Regions from separate parts of the Homo sapiens genome. Here region 1 is linked to region 2. Evidence: chromatin contacts called from ENCODE Hi-C or POLR2A ChIA-PET data. All regions are on one chromosome and are shown on one strand. The core of a region is the stretch at or near the end of the contact, and the rest is flanking DNA. Distances in the headings are between cores, read along the strand shown.

What was found. A loop is a pair of places that touch in the nucleus more often than their neighbours do. ChIA-PET counts read pairs that join two places held with the same protein, here RNA polymerase II (POLR2A). Pooled maps may share reads with other maps.
Region 1: a pooled map shows a loop between it and region 2 (4-fold over the local background). The contact joins two enhancer-like sites. A Hi-C loop is called at or near these places in 4 of 50 pooled maps. POLR2A ChIA-PET finds 5 or more read pairs at or near these places in 2 of 52 experiments (PC-9 and activated T-cell).

Annotation. Positions count from the first base shown.
Region 1 is chr10:30,416,123-30,422,356 of GRCh38, forward strand. No RefSeq gene overlaps it. Among named protein-coding and RNA genes, the nearest start is that of MAP3K8, 15 kb to the right of the region's middle. RefSeq lists enhancers at 2,477-2,596, 2,637-2,706. Within about 2 kb of position 2,774, at least 9 of the 41 ENCODE cell types and tissues checked have a DNase peak (open chromatin) inside an H3K27ac peak, as active enhancers do; they include PC-9, where a contact is called at or near this core.
Region 2 is chr10:29,656,751-29,662,312 of GRCh38, forward strand. It overlaps a transcript of SVIL not described here. Among named protein-coding and RNA genes, the nearest start is that of SVIL, 25 kb to the left of the region's middle. RefSeq lists an enhancer at 1,786-2,985. Within about 2 kb of position 2,966, at least 25 of the 41 ENCODE cell types and tissues checked have a DNase peak (open chromatin) inside an H3K27ac peak, as active enhancers do; they include PC-9, where a contact is called at or near this core.

The DNA.
Region 1 (6,234 bases), core at 1,524-4,023, 760 kb after region 2:
TTTTTTTAAAACAAGGTTTAGCATTTATAAATGGTTTTAGCTAAAGCATGAGAACCATTACTGAAGACCATCACTGGATGTGTGCCAATAATTCATGGAATTCTAGATTTACTTTTTAATTTACTTTTCTTTCTCTCTTTTTTTGAAACAGAGTTTCACTCTGTCACCCAGGCTGGAGTGCAATGGTGTGAACACAGCTCACTGCAGCTTTAAACTCCTGGGTTCAAGCGGTCCTCCCCCGTCAGCCTCCCAAGTAGCGAGCCTCCATACCTGGCTAGTTTTTGTATTTTATGTAGAGACAGATTGTCTCCATGTTTCCCAGGCTGGTATCAAACTCTAGAGCTCAAGAGATCTTCCAGTCTTGGCTTCCCAAAGTGCTGGGATTATAGGCATGATCCACCACACCTACTCTTTGTATTTAATTTTCTGAAAAGGATATGGTCTTCTTTTTTCATTTTATTTCATTTTATTTTATTATTTTATTTTTATAGAGACAAGGTCTACCTATGTTGCCCAGGCTGGCCTCGAACTCCTGGGCTCAAGGGATCCTTCTGCCTCAGCCTCCCAACGTGCTAAAATTACAGGCATGAGCCATAACGCACAGCGCTAAAGAGTATGTTTTACCACATGAAAAACATCTCATCAAATCCAGTTATTGCTGGAGTTAAGCACTTTTCTCCATGCAGACCAAGTGGATGCTTTTTTTCTATGCTTGCTTCCATATTAATTTTTGACTTAGATTTCAGAGACTTTTATTAATTTACTTACATGTGATTTTCAACTGTGATCCCCTCTTTAGTAATGAGTTCTATGAACTTAGACCCCAATAATTCCATGAATTCAGATGCACAGTCACTCATACAAGTACAGCATTACTCATTTCTATTATTTTGTTTGTTTGTTTGTTTGAGATGGGGTCTGACTCTGTTGCCCAGGCTGGAGTGCAGTGCAGTCTGGAGCTCCCAGGCTTAAGTGATCCATCCCCTCATCTCGGCCTCAAGAGTAGTTGGCACTACAGGTGGATGCCACCATGCCCAGCTAATTTTATTTATTTATTTATTTATTTGTAGATACAGCGTCTCCCTATGTTGCCCAGGCTGGTCTTGAACTCCTGGGCTCAAGCAATCCTCCCCACTTGGCCTCTCAAAGTGCTAGGACTACAGGAGTGAGCCACCGCGCCTGGCCCACTATTCCTGCCACATTTAGTACTAACTCATGTCTTCTTTTCTTCAGAATAAGAAAGGAAGAAAAGTGTCCTTGGAAGAGACAAGAGACAAGAGAGATTGCTGTCCCGTGTTTCTTTCCTCTGCAGGCTGTTGTATCCTGTCAGAGCCATCTGTCACTGGATCTCTTAGGAAATGCTACTGCTGCCAGACTGTCTTGTGGGCAGAAGTGCCTGTACCTGCCAGTGGTTGCAAGGCAGAGGAAACAGCCTCTAGTTGGATGGGGACCAGCATCTGGGAAATACTCTGACTCCACTCCTGGGGATAGAACCCATGTTTTCTTCCTGGGTCAAGCCACTTCTCGTTGGTCTATGGCAATCCAGCTGGGTTAGGAAAAGAAAAGCCCGCCTGGGCAGCCACATAGCTAAAGGCTCAGGACATTAAACACTAGGCTTGCTCTTCTTTGTCCCAGTGTATTAAAAAACAAACACTCCATGTAGTTCCCTGAGACACAAAAACAGGCCTTTAAACTGACCTTTCTAAAGAAACTGTTAGCTGGGCATGGTGGCTCACACCTGTAATCCCAGCACTTTGGGAGGCCGAGGCAGGCAGATCACTAGAGGTCAGAAGTCCAAGACAAACTTGTCCAACATGGTGAAACCCCATCTCTACTAAAAGAAAAAAAATTAGTGGGGCATGGTGGCAGGCGCTTGTAATCCCAGCTACTCAGGAGGCTGAGGTAGGAGAATCGCTTGAATCCAGGAGGTGCAGGTTGCAGTGAGCCAAGATCACGCCACTGCACTCTAACCTGGGTGACAGAGCTAAACTCTGTCTCAAAAATAAAAAAGAAAGAAGGAAGGAAGGGAGGGAGGGAGGGAAAGAAAGAGGGAAGAAAGAGAAAGGAAGGAAGGAAAAAAGGAAGGAAAGAAAGAAAGAAAGAAGGAAAGAAAGAAAGAGAAAGAAAGAAAGAAAGAAAGAAAGAAAGAAAGAAAGAAAGAAAGAAAGAAAGAAAGAAAGAAAGAAAGAGAGAAAGTAAAAAAGAAAGAAAGAAACTGTTGCCAGGGGAGGTGACTCAGGCCTGTAATCCCGGCACTTTGGGAGGCCAAGGTGGGCAGATCACCTGAGGTCAGCAGTTTGAAATCAGCCTGACCAAAATGGTGAAACCCCGTCTCTACTAAAAGTACAAGAATTAGCCAGGCTGTGGTGGCGCACACTGTAATTCCAGCGACTCAGGAGGCTGAGGCGGGAGAATCGCTTGAACCCTGGAGGTGGAGGTTGCAGTGACCCGGGATTGTGCCACTATACTCCAGCCTGGATGACAGAGGGAGACCCTGTCTCAAAAGAAAAGAAAAGAAAGAAAAAAAGAACCTGTTAAGATCTCCTAAAGCCTCTGCAAACTATGTCAAACATTCAATAGTTCCTTAGTTGGGTATTTTCTTAAAATTTTCCTGTTTCTTATCAATGTTAGATATTTTTCCAAGAACTCAAGGGAGATTTGCAGTGGGATAATCCAGTTCACATGGTAAAAATGAAACCACTACCACATAGCTTGTGATGCAATAAAGTAAGTGAAATAAAAGAGGCACAAAAGGAAACCGGAAGTTTCCATATCTTAAAAAGAAAAGCCACAGTGATAAGGCTTCAACCTGCTGAGTCGGTTACCCAGGTTTCTCCAGGCACTGGAGAAACCTCCATGCGGGGTTTCTGTTACTAACAGAGCCCTATTGAGTTGAAAGAAAAACCCATCCACCACCAAGCGCTACTCTATTTCTCTGGCATCAAGAAGGTTAACTTTTTTCACTCTATTTATGCCTTTTTTTTTTTCCTATAATCAAGGAAAGTAAAGCTCAAAGGGATTAAATAGCTTTTCTAAATCAACAGCTAGTATCAGGCCAAAAAAGAAAAAAATTGGCATCTGGATGTTATATAACACTAAAGCCCATATTTTTTTCTTTTACCTCAGACTTTCCACCAGGGACTAAAACAGGTTCAAATACTGTGTAATTGATTGTATTTGATTATGGTGTATTTATGGGGACTATGTAAAGCAACATTTCTTTATAATATTATTTTCTTTTCTTTTTTTTTTTGAGACCGAGTCTTGCTCTGTTGCCCAGGCTAGAATGCAGTGGCAAGATCTGTCCATATCAATTAATAACAAAATTGAAACACGGACTTAAGTGACAAATGTTTATTCATCCACAGTGACTTTTGACTTATACCAGGCTGCTATAATCTAGAACATTATGTTTATGTGAGCGTCACAGTCTCAGAAATATTCTCCCTGACCTAAGTAAGTTCTAGTCCCAAAGTATCTCTCCCCATCCCATTCACTTCCTTCACCTTGTTCATTTCCTCTTGAAACGTGTCATAAATTGTGCACTTATGTGTATTTATTTATTTGTTCAGTGTCTCTCTCTCCCTGACAAAACTCTAGACTCCATGAAGGCCATTGAGTTTTGTGCACTGCTGCTCCCCAGCACCTAAAACTGTGACTGGCATATACTACACACTCAAATATTTGTTGCATGAACGGATAAAGGAGCAGAATTGTCTTTTAAACGATATAGTGGTTATTCTTTTCTTCTCACTTGCAAAGCTGATTTTAGAAGCAGGTGCCAGAGATAAAGGTTACAAAATCTTAATATCTGTGCTTTACAAAATCAGAACGATGTTCACTAAAATGTTGACAGCAATTATTGTTGATCTGAGTGTTGGGATTGGTGGGTAAATTTCATTATCCCTATTTTCTAGCAAGTCTTTAGTAAACAGGAATTGTTTTGAAATCAGATTTAAGCTTTTAAAAAGTATAAACTCTTGGTATGCTCTCTAATTTGCTGTTCTTCTGAGAGCAGTTAGAGCTATAATCTGTGCATCAGGATGGGGAGCATCTGAAGTTTCCCCAAATGTAACTAACTAGAGCCAAGAAGGTACATCTCAATATTCCAGTATCTCCTTCTGCCAGGAGGTCTCTGCACCCAGACTATGCTCTGTGAATCTTGGATCTGAGGGATAAAACTGGGGGACCCAACTGGGCAGCAGTTGACTTAGCTAGAACCACTCATGGTGGTGGGTTTCAGGCAAACAAGGATGTGGGAGGCAACTTGGTGTCAACTGAGGGCTGCATGCATAAGTGAGGGGGACTGGCCAGTGGCTTCATGGTTGACAGCAGCCCATGAGTAATGTGGGCTGTACCTCCAATACCTATAGCAATCCCTGGGGCCCACTGATGTGCGTAAGTGTCTCTTGAATGAGTGGGTGACTTAGCACCTGCGAAGTCCAAGAATATAGTAACCTAATGGCTATATAATTTTGAAGGCAATATATTTGAGTTAGAATTTTGGCCATGTGTATTATCTGAGTGATCTTGGACAAGTTACTAATCTCCAAATTTCAGATCCCTCAAATACAAAACAAGCCTTGTAACAGCAACTTTCAGGGTCACTGCATCAGGGATATTAACTGAGTAAATGAAAGTATGTTTTTCAAAAACATTTTAGTACAGTATAAATACATGCAATACATGATTTCACTTTTCTCCTATGGTTAGAGCTGTAGGTTAAGAGGTTTTGATATTATGAAAAGTAAAATGAAAACAAGATAGCTTTTCTTTTTTCCATTATATAATAAAGAAACCAAAGCTCTACGAGTTTAAGTGACTTGCCCAAGGTCACATGGACAGAAAATGGGGAAGCAGAGATTTGAATTTAAAAAGTGTTCTTTTCACTTGGTTAGTATTTCCAAGGAACAGTCCCTTCTTGCTTTCTGAAGTTCAGATTTCAGGGGCCCAAGCCTACCTCTACTGAATGAGAATTTCCTAGGTGATACTTATAAGGCAAATGAGAATCACTGGTCCTAAAACCAAGCCATCATCAGCATGGAGTTAAGATTCTGAGTGAATGTGCCCCCCTGTGACAGGCTGGCCATGCCCATAAGGGACTATCCTAAGGCGACAGCCTGCCCCTCAAGACAGGTGACGGATAATCTCCTCTTCCCTCGATTATGTTGTTGGAATAAGGATGGAGCTACAGTAACAACTAATGAATTGAGGCCACAGTCACCATTTATTGCCTGTGATTTTGCTACACAGATAGAAGTAAGATAGGCAGATATGCTATTAAACATTAGAAAAGGGCCAGGGGGCTGGGCACGGTGGTTCACGCCTGTAATCCCAGCACTTCTGGAGGCCAAGGCGGATGGATCACCTGAGGTCAGGAATTGGAGACCAGCCTGGCCAACATGGTGAAACTCCATCTCTACTAAAAATACAAAAATTAACCGGGCATGGTGGCTCATGCCTGTAATCCCAACACTTTGGGAGGCCAAGGTGGGTGGATCATGAGGTCAGGAGTTTGAGACCAGCCTGGCCAACATGGTGAAACCTCATCTCTACTAAAACAAAAAATACAAAAATTAGTCGGGCATGGCGGCGGGTGTCTGTAATCCCAGCTACTTGGGAGGCTGAGGCAGGAGAACTGCTTGAACCCAGGAGGCGGAGGTTGCAGTGAGCCGAGATCGTGCCACTGTACTCCAGCCTGGGTGATAGAGCAAGACTCCGTCTCAAAAAAATAAATAAATAAAAAATAAAAATAAATAAATAAATATACAAAAATTAGCTGGATGTGGTGGCAGACACCTGTAATCCCAGCTACTTGGGAGGCTAAGGCAGGAGAATTGCTTGAACCCAGAAGGCAGAGGTTGCCGTGAACCGAGATCGAACTTTTTTTTTCTGTCTCAAAAAAAGGGCCACACTTTGGGAGGCAGGAGGATCGCTTGAGGCCAGGAGTTTGAGACAAGACTGGGCAATGGAGTGAGATCCTCTTCTCTAAAAAAACTGTAAAAAAAAAAAAAATAGCGGGGCATGGTGGTACGTGCCAGTAGTCCTAGCTGCTTGGGAGGCTGAAGACAGTGGATTGCTTAAGCCCAGCAGTTTCAGGCTGCAGTGAGCTATGATCACCACAGCACTCCAGTCTGGGTGACAGAGTGAGGCCTCGTCTCAAATAAATAAATAAATATTAGAAAACATAAAGTAGGTCAAAAGTACCAGAAAATACAAACTCTGCCCATTGGC
Region 2 (5,562 bases), core at 1,716-4,215:
ACTGAGCTCCCATCTCCTCGGCTGCAGCACCCAATTAAAGCCTTCTTCCTTGGCAACACTTGTTGTCTCAGGCATTGGCTTTCTGTGCAGTGAGCAGCAGGACCCAGATTGAACCCCTGGTGTTTTGGTAACAATTACTATTAATATATGTACATATTCTGATGACACTTGTATTAATATAAAGTTTGGTATTTGCCAGCACATATTCATAATTTTAGTCCTTGCAATAATAGTATCTACAAAGTGAATACTATTATAAGCATCTTACACATAAGGAAATTGAAAGAGAGGTTACATGTCTTTTCCAAGATCATGCAGTTTATTAAGTGTCAAACCCAGGATTAAAACCCAAGCCACTGAGCTGCAGATACCAGGCTCTTAAACATTTGCTATTGTGTCTCTCAATGATTACCTTTCCTTAATTGTTAATGTATTTATTATCTAAACATGAGCACTGTCAACCTCAGTTTTTGCTGCATCCCTAGCATCTAACACCATCCATGGCTGGTGCGCAATCAATATTTAATGAACAAATGGAACACTGGTCTTAAGATGCCTCACAAGAAAATAGTTCCATGGAACTCTGGTGAGCACTGCCCACTACTCACACCCATCAAGATTCACAAAGCTCATTAGTTTTGAAGAAGGTCATTTAACTTTAATCCAATGCTTTCCAAACGCACTTAGGCATAGACCCATCCTCTGACCCAGGTCCCCACTGTATTAGTGGTGTAGGGAGCTGTGTTCCAGGGAACACACTTTGAGAACTCCTGCTCCAGAGAGGCAGGTCAAATAGCACAGTTTCCAGAAGGGTGCTCCTGTTCTCACTCCTTTGGCTGGCTCTGCTCCTATGTAAAGGTCCTATCTAATTCACACTCCCCGAAAGCTCCCTAATAGCCACGGCTCAGCTCAGAAAGAAAACCACAGCTGTAAGCTTTCCTGTTCTTTCCTGAAGTTCATAAAGGGCACACTGGGACACATGACCATCGAGGAAAAATGAAGACATTTCCAACCATCACAGTGGCTCAGCTCTCCTGTATGTCTATGGTTCCACACCGCATCACAGAGGCCGCTTTAATCTTCTTCGAGCTCTGGTTTGTTGAACATGATTCAAACAAAATCACCCTTCACAATGTGCTTTAATCTCTTCTAACAGTGCAAGCAAAGCCAATAATGTGTTAACCACAAAAGTGTCATATTTCTTTCCTCAATACTTACCTTAACGCCGATATTTAAATCATGGCTTCGATGTGAAATGACTTCAAAATCATCATATCTCAGCTTTTCAAGTCCTCAAGGCCATCCACTTGAACTCTCTCTGAAAAAGGACAAAGTCTCTACTGAAAAATCTGAGAAAGAAAATAGCAAACAATACAAGACAACCACACGTACGAATGAAACTGGATACTCTGCTGTGATTAATCTGCTGCCTCCAAAGAGCTTTTTCCCTTTCAAATACTCATCAACATCAGCAACTACAGATTACAGGCAGTGGTTAAAGTATCTTTTTAAACCTCTTATAAAAAGTGCTCAATAAAAGAATGCATTTTTCCCATTCATCGTAAACTCAGTGAATAAAGTCATTTCTATGCAATGGTTCTCCAAAGCTCTTATTTTTCTGGGAGGACTAAAATTGTATTATTTGGTCTATAAGCAAGAATCATTTTTGGTAAATATGAGTACTTTCTAAATTCAAATTTAAAATCAGATCCAAATATAGGGATGGCCAGGCATGGTGGCTCCCACCTGTAATCCTGGCACTTTGGAAGGTTGAAGTGGGAGGACTGCTTGAGGCCAGGAGTTCAAGACCAGTCTGCAACAAAGTGAAACCCTGTCTATACAAAAAATTGAACAAATTAGCTGAGCGTGGAGGTGTGCTCCTGTGCTCCCAGCTACATGGGAGGCCAAGGCAGGAGGATCACTTGAGTCCAGGAGGTTAAGGCTGCAGTGAGCCATGTTTGGATCACTGTACTTCAGCCTGGGCAACAAGGAAGACCCTGTCTTTAAAAAAATTAAAAACAAAAGAACAAATATGGAGGCTTGGGAACAGCAGCCTTGCCACAAAGGGACAACTGAGAAAATAAGAAATGGGTTGAAATTCATCACGAAGTTGGATGGAACTAACAAAGACCCAATTCCACAGAAAAAGACATGCTGGGTGGAGAGTTAGGAGACTGGAATAACTCACCGAAGGCATCAGGGTGAGTGATTTGGCTATGACTTGGTCTATGTCAAGCATTCCAGGCAGAGACAATCTCTGCATTTATTTTCCTCAAAGAGTGAGGGGAAACCCCACCTATGCTAGAATGTACCAGAGTAGAATTAAGGCAAACATGCATTTCCCCTTGTGGTTTGCCTGACGAGGTGCAATTTGTATGAAAGATGACTCACAAGGTTACAGAGTCATTCTTTAGACTCGAGGGTTGACACTCTGTGTGGTTCTTAATGACTCAGCCTGGGAGAGGTCCCCAACACAGAAGGCTCCAGCCCTGCAATCCCAGACTACAGAGGAAAGCCCCTCGTTTATCAGCTGGTTAGTGGTTAACAAGCGTGGCTTTGGGAAGTCTTTTGTCTTAGGCTATTGAGTTCCATCTTCTCATCTCCTCTCTGTTGTCTACTCAGCACTTCCTTGTATTCTTACCGCCGGAAAAAGTCAGAAAAGAATTCACTCAAGCACAGAGGGCTCTGAACTGGGCAACAGCTGGCACCACACCAGGCATTGCAAGAAACCACAGCTGAATTCCTTGGCGCTCATTTTTATAAATATTCCACAGGAAGGATGTCAGAAGCCTGGTTTATCCAGCATAGAGAGAATGGGGTTCATCTCCAGAAGCCCAGCCCCAGAGGCAACTTCTAGGAAAAAATCATCTTGTGATGGGTGCGGGGTCAAAGGGGAGTCAGCCCATGTGAAGTTCCCACAAGGTTAAAAAATAAATTATTGTCACCACTGCCTGGTGGAATTCAGACAGTCATGAACTCATTCTTGTAAGCCACAGAGATGGTTGCGGTAAACACAGACAAATTATTGGGTTTAAGCAGACCGTTTTTTGTTCCAACAATAAAAAAAATCATTTTCCCTTTCCTCCACAAATCTCTTTATTACTAAAAAGCTTTGATGCCTTGAGAACTGGGCTAGATCAATGTAAGCCTCTCTTTTTCCCCTGGGACTCCTCCTTAGGGCTCCAAACTGGTTTAAAAAATCCTTTGCCTGCTTAGGAAAAGGAGACCCTCTTATTGAACCAGCCACAAAAGAAAGAAAAAGAAAACTACTCAAAAAGAAAACAGGGGCTGGGCACAGTGGCTCATGTCTGTAATCCCAGCACTTTGGGAGGCTGAGGCAGGAGGATGGCTTGAGGCCAGGAGTTCAAGACTAAGCTGGGCAATACAGTGAGACCTTGTCTCTACAAAAAAATTAAAAATTAGCTGGGCCTGCCTATGGTCCCAGCTACCCAACAGGCTGAGGAAGAAAGATTGTTTGGGCCCAGGAGTTGCAGGTTACAGTGAGCTACGATTGTACCACTGCGCTCCAGCTCGGGCAACAAAGCAACACCTTGCTTGACTCAAAAAAAAAATTAAAAAGGCAGGGTGGGGTGGCTCATACCTATTGTTCCAGCACTTTAGGAGGCCAAAGTGAGAGGATCAATTGAGCCCAGGAATTTGAGACCAGCCTGGGCAACATAGCAAGACCCTGTGTTTACAAAAAATATAAAAAATTAGCCAGGCATGGTGTTGCACACCTCCCAGCTACTAGGGAGGCTGAGGTGGGAGGATCGCTTGAGCCTGGGAGGTGGAGGCTGCAGTGAGCCATGGTCTCACCACTGCACTCCAGCCTAGGCCACAGAGCAAAATTCTGGTGGGGGGAACGGGCCAAGAGAATCACAAGAAGCCAAGAAGAAAGGGCAGAATAGAAACATTCTCATCCCTCCCTCTTCTTAAAGAGAGTGCTAATCTCTGCCCAGACGCTCACGTCTTCCCCTGGCTCATTCCCCTCCTGACCTCTGGAGCATGGGCTCTCAAACTCATAGTGTGCACAGCAATCGCCTTGGGGCTCTACAACTGTGAGTCCAGATAGAAGAAAATCTGCAGTGAAATCATGAGCTCAGGGACAAAGAAGGAGTTTAAAAAGCCTGTGCCTGGGCCGGGTGTGGTGCCTCACGCCTGTAATCCCAGCACTCTGCGAGGCTGAGATGGGAGGATCATGAGGTCAAGAGATCAAGACCATCCTGGCCAACATGGTGAAACCCCGTCTCTACTAAAAATACAAAAATTAGCCAGGTGTGGTGGCACATGCCTGTAGTCCCAGCTATTCGGAAGGCTGAGGCAGGAGAATCGCTTGAACCAGGGAGTCGGAGGTTGCAGTGAGCCGAGATTGCGCCACTGCACTCTAGCTTGGCGACAGAGCAAGACACCGTCTCACAAGAAAAAAAAAAAAAAGCCTGTGCCTGAAACACTTGAGTCCTAGAAATCTGGTTTGCTTAAAGACAAAGGGAAAACCTCAGTCACTAGAGAGTAAAACTTCAGAATATATTGACAGGAAAACCCCACCATCAACCAGCTTTCATGCAGTCAGGATCATTTAGGAAAAATAAAAAAGCAAGAATACAAACAGGAAAAGGTCCAAATTTAGGGACAGGTTGAAGTTCGAGAAACGAGTCAAACCGGAATAAAAGCAGAAAAGAATTCCAGAGGAAAACAGGGCACCGGAGAAAGGAGAATGAGCATGATTAATGCAGCAGGAGGAGATGCTAGCTAAGCTGGAGCCAGACCAGGAGGGCTTGTCTCTTCTCTCCGGGGCTCTCTTGACCTTTCCAAGGCATTTCTTTCCGGACAAAACAAACTGTTACTGACTTTCACCAGGTTACCAACCCCCTGTGCAAAAACTCTGACTAGACTCTGGGACTAAATCTAGACCAATTGCATCTGGAAGAGAGATATGCCAGACAAAGGCATCCTTTTAGGTTAATGTTTCAAGCCTGTGCTTTGACAGATGGTGCCCATGGAGGTGCTCACAGTGAATGGATGTTTCTGGTGAGTTTTTATTTTCATTTTCCAAATTCTAGAACTGAAAATCAAATAAACTTTCTTTCTTTTTTTTTGAGATGGAGTCTCATTATGTTGCTCAGGCTGGTCTTAAACTCCTGGCTTAAAGTGATCCTTCCGTCTTTGGCCTCCCAAAGGGCTGAGGTTACAGGAGTGAGCCACCATGCCCGGCCCCAGTGAGTTTTATTCACATACTACCAAACTACTAGAGTAGCAAGTGCCTCTAGTTCTGGGGCATTGAGCAGCAACTTATCCCTCTTCACCAAGCAGCCAACAACCCCCACTGCAGACCTCAGGGATGATGCTGCCATGAGACCCAACTTTTATTCTGGCTTCTTTCTCCAACCTTTTTCCCTAGATGCCTTTAGCAAGGAAACCTGGTTCTTCCAGACATTTTCACAGAGCCTTAGGCACTTCCTCCCCGGTCTCATACAAATCTTTCAGGATTCAGCCTGGATGCCCCCAGTTTCCAGGAGAGCTTCTCTGACTGCCTTCATCCATCCTCAGAGACCTCCCTGTCTC